Linked DNA regions of Homo sapiens: region 2 is linked to region 1. Evidence: read pairs that join two places in POLR2A ChIA-PET (ENCODE). Cell type or tissue: OCI-LY7. All regions are shown on one strand. Links, peaks and the distances in the headings refer to the core of each region. The heading gives the core; the rest is flanking DNA.

Region 1 (4,208 bases), core at 1,000-3,499:
ATTTAAGCTTTAAAAGGCTAAGATTATAGGCTCTCTTATCTGCATGCACATGCTAAAGTAGCCAGCATTCCTAATGTGCTCAAAAGCATCTCTTACTGGTTACCCGAGAACCCAAAAGAGACAGCAGGGATAGAAAAGCTTCAAATGACCACCAGCAGCAGAAAGGCAACTCACACACACACCATCCTGTGTGTGCATGGGACCATACCTGACAAACTCATACTGACTACGTGGTAGGTACAGAGGTGCTAGGGATACTGAGAAAATGTGAAACACCTCTTTCCTTGGGTCATGGAGGGATGGCTCACAGCAAGTGCAAGGAGCCATGCCCAGCCCTACTGCCAGTGACCTTGCTAGTACAAATTGGAGTCACTCTCACACTGAAAAATCTTCAATGGCTCCCTATTACCTAAGCTGAGGACCAAACCCCAATTTTTAAACACCTCCATGGCCAGAACCCTGCCTGCCAGTCCGGTGTCACCTTTCACCACTTCAACCCTTAACCAGCCCCTACCCAGCCCACTCTGGCAATACAGAGACACTTGCCATATTCCCCCTGCGCCCAAGCCTTCTCTCTGCCTGGAACTCCCTCTCCCCAGCACATCTGCCTGCCCCATGCCCCTTGAGCCTCAAGGAACAGCCCAAACATCTCCTTTTTAAAATGAACAGTCCCTACCCTTCCCAGAGGGTTTATGCTCTCTTCCCTGACACACACACTGTACCCACCACACACAAGAGCAGCAGTGACACCACCACTCCCTAAGGACTCTCAACTCAATGGAAGCAGAATCTACACCTCTTCATCCTTTATCCCTAGCCCCAAGAACAGGGCTTGGCAGAGAGCAAATGCTTGGTCCAAGTCTGGCTGAATGAATAAACAAGAGAAAGACAGAGGTGGGGAGAAAGGAAGAATTAACCCTCTCAGGGCAGAGGGGCTGGAAAGCGCGTTCTGAGCAGGTGGTGCTTTTGCCATATTTGAGGTGGGCCTCAAAAAAGAAATAGCAGTTATAGGATGAAATGGAGAATGAGATGACTTGGAGTGCAGGGTGCATGAAAAAAAGCAGAGAAGCATGAAGGAGGAGGGAATGTTCAGGGAACACAGGTAGGTTGGTCTGCAATGAGGGTCAGGGCAGGGACGAGGCCTGAGGGAGGTGCAGAGTCCAGGACAAAGGCTGATCAGATTGTGGGGAAGCTTTGAAGCCAAGCTAATTGCTCAGCCTTTAGGCGGGCATCTTGGAAGGAGTCTAAGTAGGGAGACCCATGTTCAGCTCTGTGTTTGAAGACAATCTGTGACAGCTATGAGGAGAAAGGATCAGAAAAGATGAGAGTGTGGGGTCCAAGTTAGGACCAACCATGGCCATTTAGGTGAGGAATATCAAATGCCCAAGCTAAAACAAAAGATCATTAGGGCGAGAGGAGACCTGGGGGCAATTCAGGAGGTAAAACCACTGGACTCAGTGAACAGACACTGGGGGCAAGGCAGGGGAGGGCAAGTGACGGCTGCGGGCTTCGGTTCCGGTATAAACACTTGTTGAATTTCCCTCTCCTAGAGACCATGCAAACTACAGTCATGCATGGGGATGGTGGTATGGGAGCTAATACAATTGTGGTGTCACCAACAGGCCTTGGTAAGAAGACCCCTAGATACTAAACTAATCTGCTAGAAATCAGACAAAGGGAAAATCTCACTGCATCTATTTCTAGGGGGTCTGGCAAAAGTTTAGAGATGAACAGCACACAATGGATCCACCAGTCCTCTTCATGTTATCACATGCACTTCAAAAAATTACTTACTGACACCTTCATCAGGAACTTCCAGGTGCAAACTATAGGTAGATCTCAGTACATAGCGAGTGCTAAGTAACTTTTCTGAATAAATGTTACATACAGGCTGTGCCTACTTCTTCTGTCCACTGAACACGCCACGTCCCTCCCAACCTCCACTATCTCTGGAAAAGCCTCCACAAAGGAAGTTCCCACCCTCTGTGCCTCCACTGAACACTGGAACAAAACCAGTTTCCTTAGGTAAGTCCACGGTATTTGCATGCAAGCATCATTATGGCTTATTTAGCTAACAAAACAAAAGATAGAGGGAAAAGATGTTCTAACTGACTGGGTCCCTACCTTTTAAGAAATTAGAAGTTACATGAGATGCAAACAAATACCTTTTTATTATAATAAGTCCATAGGACACTTCAGTGATAAAGCCATACGAAGGCAATGCAAGAAGGTGAAACGGAATGATATGCACGTTCAGGAGCACCACTGGCATCACTGCACACGTCAGGGTTATAAGAAGGTCTAGAGAAAAGCCCTTTCTCTCTCCCAACTTTCACTGTCCTTGCCCGCCCCACCACTGTCCTGCTGCTTGCCTGTGTCACATGAAACATATGAGAAAGAGAGCTGAGAATGGCCTTGCAGTTTCTGAAGTCTCTGAATCAACACCAGAGACAGTTCAGCTGCTTTGGGGGCTTGCTTCCTGGTTGGGGGTTGAGACTGAAATTTCCCCAGGTGGAAGTCCTAACCTGGACCAGTGCCCCAGCCTCCTAACCAGACTTCCTGTCTCTAATCTCTCATCTCATCCCCTAAACCACTCTAGTAGTCTCCAGAGCAACCTCATCACACTGCTGTCTTTCCTAACAGTCTTTAAAGGCTCCCATTACCTCCAGGACAGTCTCAACTCCACGGCAGGACCTAAGGGGCCCTGGGTGATCTGGCCCCACCTCCACCCTTGTCCCCACTGCATCCCACCTCCAGAGCATCCTATGACACCAGTGTGCTGAGTGTCCAATGCTTCACACCAGCTCATCTGTCTACAAAGGACGGACTATTCTATTGCCCTCCCATATCTCCTTCTTTCTCTGGCCTTATCTAGCATCCATCTATCCCTATTCTGAGCTAGGAGACCCCCCTCCATGTTCCCAAAGCATCCCCTCTAGTACACTACACTTACTGAGTGAGCACCACTGTGTGTGCTAGACCAGAAGACCCATATGGCAGCTCAACTGGGGTAGTCATCATCAAGTGACTGTACTTGCCTCCTTTTATCTATCTCCCTTATGAGATGGTAAATTCCTTGTGATTAAGCAATGTGTCCTTTTTCTCTGTGTTCCCAGCATCTAGAATGATGGTTCACACAAAAGCACTGCTTAATCAACATTTGCAGAACAAGGGGCAAGAGGTCAAAACCAGCTCAGTTCAGACTCACGTCCCTTAGGCCATGTGAGCAGCAACCCAACTGGTAGGGCTGAGAAACCAACAACATTGGTCAAGTTACACTTAGCTATGACACAGCTGCAGGCTAAAGGCGTGGTAAGTGGTCAGTGAAAATCTGGCGAGGCCATAGTTGTCATGCCTGAAGTTATCTGGACCCAGGAAATGCAGGGAAGAGTAGCTGAGAAGTGTCACATTCTCTTCTTTCTGAAGCTCCAAAAATGAGCACAGTAGAGAGAGTTGTATCAACAAATATGTTAGCTGGCTTGAATTTCAATTTCAGCGTTTTGTACAGAGTAGGTGTATGTGCTGAATGATTATAAATAAAATAAAACTCAATGGCCAAATGGTTGAATAGTGTTGAATGTAGATATTTCCCAGGCTGGGCAAAGAATGACAGAAATGTTTCTTTTACATTTCTTGGGTAATAAAATGTACTATGCAGCAGACCAACTTTGCTTTTTACTTCAGCGCTATAAAACTGTAGCTTTCCAGAAATTTCTGCGGATGAATCAGTCTGGATAGCCAAATTCTCCATATTGCCACAGATTTAGTTTTGAAACTTCAACATTGTTCATTATGGATGGCAATCTTAAAGTCTCAAAGCCAAACCCAGATTCCTTTCCAATATACAGATTTTCTCCTTCTCCACCATGGGTTCTGCTAAGACATATTTCATGCCAACCCCAAATTTGTGCTAGAATCTGGTTTCAACTCAAATAATAAATGAAACCAAGATTAGAAGTGAGCCCACTAACCTAATGGAGCACAATGTTTGCCTAGCTACTACTCCTAAATCTATAGGATTGGGGAAAGGTGCCTCTCTCCTTCTCCTCCCAATTTCTGACTCGCAATTTGAGTTTTATACACATTTTCCAGTCCTGTTCTACATGTCCATGTTAAGAAGGCACAACCAGGCCGCCGGACATTTGACACATCCATGAAGCAGGTGAGCCCCAGAGAGGTGAAGGGCCTTGCATGGGCCACAAGGCTAT
Region 2 (3,914 bases), core at 442-2,941, 270 kb before region 1:
ATTCCTTTCGGTATTTCCCCTCCTCTCTGCTCATATTTAGCATGCATGTTTCAGGCAGTCTCTGAGATGCTAGATTTTCCAGCACTTCCTCCTCCAGGGGCTCCCTCTCATGCTCACATCTAACCATCTGCCTGTTCTAACAGGGTTACTTGAACACAAGCACTGCGATACCTCAACAGTTGATGTGATCGCCAAGACCCTGTTAAGTGACTAATGGGGGGTAGATACACTGGGCAAAGGGATGATTCACCTCCCAGGCAGAACACAGGGAACAGCAAGAAACTTCATCATGCTGCTCAGAATGAAGGACAATTTATTATGAATTATTTCTAGACTTTTCCATTGAATATGTTCAGGCCACAGTTGACTGTGAGTATCTGAAACCAAGAAAAGCAACACTGCAGATGAGGGGGGACACTTGTATTCAACTCTGTTCTATTAACGGAATTAGTGAGTACCCTTAGGTGCCATTTTATGGCAGTAGAGGAGGAGGAAAGAAGAGACAGAAGAAAAGGATAAGGATAGAAAGGGAGAAGGGGAAAGAAGGAGAAAGGGTTGTGGTAGAGGGCTCCCAATTGCCTTTGCTCACACAGAAGCCGCCAGCACCATATCCCTATAAATGACAGTTGGATGGAACAACCTAGTCTTCTTGCTTTGACATTTTTCACTGGGTGCTTCTTTCATCATATTGCAATTAGTGTTTACATGCCTGTTTACTCCAGTGAACCATGTCTTGTTCTGCTTCTTACCCTGAGCACTTAGCCCAGTGCTTGACACACACAGAGTAGGCCTTAATAATGTCTGTTGAATTAACACTGAATACACAACTTCAGATCTTAATTGATTTCTTGCCCTCTTGTTTCCATTCATACAGCTTCCTTTTGTTCTGTGAGCCCTCCCAGCCTTTCTCTTTTGCTTCATTGAGTTCATGGTCCCCCTTTCAGGCCCTCAAAATTGTAAACCTTTATGCTTTTCCTTTTTTTTTTTTTTTTTTGAGACTGAGTTTCACTCTTGTTGCCCAGGCTGGAGTGCAATGGCACCATCTTGGCTCATTGCAACCTCCGCCTCCTGAGTTCAAGTGATTCTCCTGCCTCAGCCTCCCGAGTAGCTGGAATTACAGGCATGTGCCACCACATCCAGCTAATTTTGTATTTTTAGTAGAGACAGGGTTTCTCCATGTTGGTTAGGCTGGTTGCGAACTCCCGACCTCAGGTGATCCGCAAGCCTCGGCCTCCCAAAGTGTTGGGATTACAGGCGTGAGCCACCGCATCTGGCACTTTTATGCTTTTTCCATTTTTGGCTCTAAGTTGGGACACTTAAACTAGTTCTAGGTGGCCCACAGAGTGCCTTCTTAGGAAGACAAAGGAAACAGGCTGGGGACAGTGTCTGGGAACAGGAACTTTCTGGGGCCCCAGAAGTATCAGTATCACCAATTCCTGAGCCTGACTTTTTTTACTTTGTGAGGGGTTTGACAGGGAGCTATGGTTGAGAGGATAGAGGAGAGGAATGTGGCAGTTCCTGATACCAAGTTTTCATATCCTTCCCACCGCTTTGTCCCAGGCCGAAGCATAGAGGCCTACAAGCATTCCCTCACACCCAGCCCTGGCCTGCCAAAGCCAGCCCTGGTCTTTGTGGTAACAAACTTCTCTCTCTTTCCCTCCCCCTTTTTTTTTTTTGAGATGGAGTTTTGTTCTCGTTGCCCAGGCTGGAGTGTAATGGTGCAAACTCGGCTCACTGCAACCTCCACCTCCAGGGTTCAAGTGATTCTCCTCCCTCAGCCTCCCAAGTGGCTGGGATTACAGGCATGCGCCACCACGCCCGGCTAATTTTGTATTTTTAAGTAGAGATCGGGTTTCACCATGTTGGTCAGGCTGGTCTCAAACTCCTGACCTCAGATGATCCACCTGCCTTGGCTTCCCAAAGTGCTGGGATTACAGGTGTGAGTCGCCACGCCCGGCCACAATCCTCTCTTTTCAAAAGAAATCAGCTGTGCTTACAGCTGTGGGTGGGGTGGTGCTGTCTTACTAGAGCAAGAAGTCTAGCCTGGCAAGATATTTCTGTCAACTGCACTGTGGGAACCAATCTGTTCTGTTAAGTTGTAGCTCAAGGGATTTTCTCATGAAGACATGGGGTGCAATGTCTCCTGGAGGCCAGCTGGCTCACCTTGGGCCCATTTCCTCATTGGCCAACCAGCATACAAGACCTGCTCACCGGGCAGCAGTGAGCTGCTTGACAGCCATATTGAGGTGGAGGCAAGTAAGGAGGAAAGCTGAATGTCAGTGAGATATTGGCACAGTCTTCGTACACTACAGTGAGGCAGATACGTGTGGGCAGAGCCACCTGTGGCTTACTTAGAGGAAGGCTGCTATTTGCTTCAAGAGAGGACAAAACCAACAGGTCCATACTTATCTCTCCCTGTCAGCAGATTTGGGTGGCTGTGGCTGGCCAAGGACACAGCCATGAGATAGACTCATGAGACAGCCAGTCTCACTGGGCTCTGGACAGGACTTGGGTCTCTGGATGGGTCACAGCCTGGGTGAATGACAGCCAGGAGAACAACTCTCTGGTTCCATTCCTCCCTGCCTTAGGCTCTAGCTTGAGCAAAGTGGTAGCAGAGCACAGGGGCCTAGGACATTAGCAAGTTCAACTATATTGGAGCCTTCACAGAAGCATGTGTTTTTCTAGGAGCATCCCTGATGAGCTCCAGCAGTTAAAGGAGGATGAAAACAATAGCCTCAGCAAATTCTGCAGCAGTTGGGGGCATCCCTGGGAGTCTTTTTTCAATAACATTGTCCCTCACCTATTGCATGACCAGCCACTCTCTGAAATAAAGGTAGAAATAGGTGCAGGATCTTTCAAGTTGAGCCTGGCTAAGTGAGGTCCACCCTGACCCTCCCATCACCCACTGGGGTTGGAAAGAAAGAAGAGGAATCCTCCAAACTTACCGACCCACAGCCTCCAAACTGCCCCAATAGGAAGGCTATGCAGCAGGAAGGAGTTGTGAACTGTGAACTTTCACATAGCACAAAGGACTTGCCCAAACACTATGCTAAGAGACTTGACCAGACTTCAGCCTGGCTTCTGCCTACACTAGACTGTGTCCCTGTCTTAGTCTGTTTGTGCTGATATGACAAAATGTCTGAAACCAGGTCATTTATAAAAGAACAGAAATTTATTTCCACATAGTTCTGGGGGCTGAGAAGTCCAAGATCAAGGCATTAGCAGGTTCAGTGTCTGGTGAGGGCCTCTGTCTTTGCTTCCAAGATGGTGCCTAGAATGCTGTATCCTCACGTGGCAGAAGAGCAGAACAGCGAAAGGGGGCTAGTTACCTCCAGCCACTAATAAGGTCACTAATCACATTTTATAAGGTCACTGATCACATTTATGAGAGCTCCACCATCATGACTTAATCACCCCCTGAAGGCCCCACTTGTTAGTGCTATCACATTGGTGATTAAGTTGCAACATGTGACTTTGGGGAGACATTCAGACCACAGCAGTCCCTAAAGGTGGCCCCAGCCCCTGTGCGAAGTCTTTGCTCAGAAAAACACAATGCTGCTAAGCTGCAAAATGTACTGTGTCCCAACCCACTTTGCCAAACAGTTTTCAGTAATTTTCCACTCACTCCTTCTGTAATTTTCCATTTTTCCCAGACTTTCTTTGTCCTCTCTTTTTTTTTACTTCCCCATACCCCCTTTTAATTACCTCTATGATCTCCCTTTAAATGTCCCATTTACCATTGTCTTAGTTGGAGGTGAGCTCAGTTTATACTAAAGTCTCTCTTCAATACTGCAGTGGTTCGAATAAAATATCTTTCTTTAAAAAGTGACTGATGCTCTTCTCTTCAACAAGACCAATCTGGAATTTCCACCAATGGCCTCAGCCCTCATGCTCCCAGGCCAAGAAATAGTGGG

What was found. Peaks named below come from ENCODE experiments on the same cell type or tissue, not always from the same donor. Only the 100,000 strongest peaks of a DNase experiment are listed, where the experiment ranks them.
Region 2: POLR2A ChIA-PET joins it to region 1 with 5 read pairs; 5 of 35 experiments call an interaction of 5 or more read pairs at or near these places.

Annotation. Positions count from the first base shown.
Region 1 is chr6:52,563,912-52,568,119 of GRCh38, forward strand. The region is part of intron 1 of TRAM2 (translocation associated membrane protein 2); the gene reads right to left. Among named protein-coding and RNA genes, the nearest start is that of TRAM2, 11 kb to the right of the region's middle. In OCI-LY7, for the core only: no CTCF peak of the experiment used is centred there; a DNase peak (open chromatin) is centred at 2,500; H3K4me3 peaks cover 1,142 bases; H3K27ac peaks cover 715 bases.
Region 2 is chr6:52,297,514-52,301,427 of GRCh38, forward strand. It overlaps LOC124901329 (a long non-coding RNA gene), which reads right to left. Exons shown (of 2, transcript XR_007059609.1): 2 at 3,151-3,914. Among named protein-coding and RNA genes, the nearest start is that of MCM3, 15 kb to the left of the region's middle. RefSeq lists a silencer at 2,273-2,342 and an enhancer at 3,418-3,712. In OCI-LY7, for the core only: no CTCF peak of the experiment used is centred there; no DNase peak of the experiment used is centred there.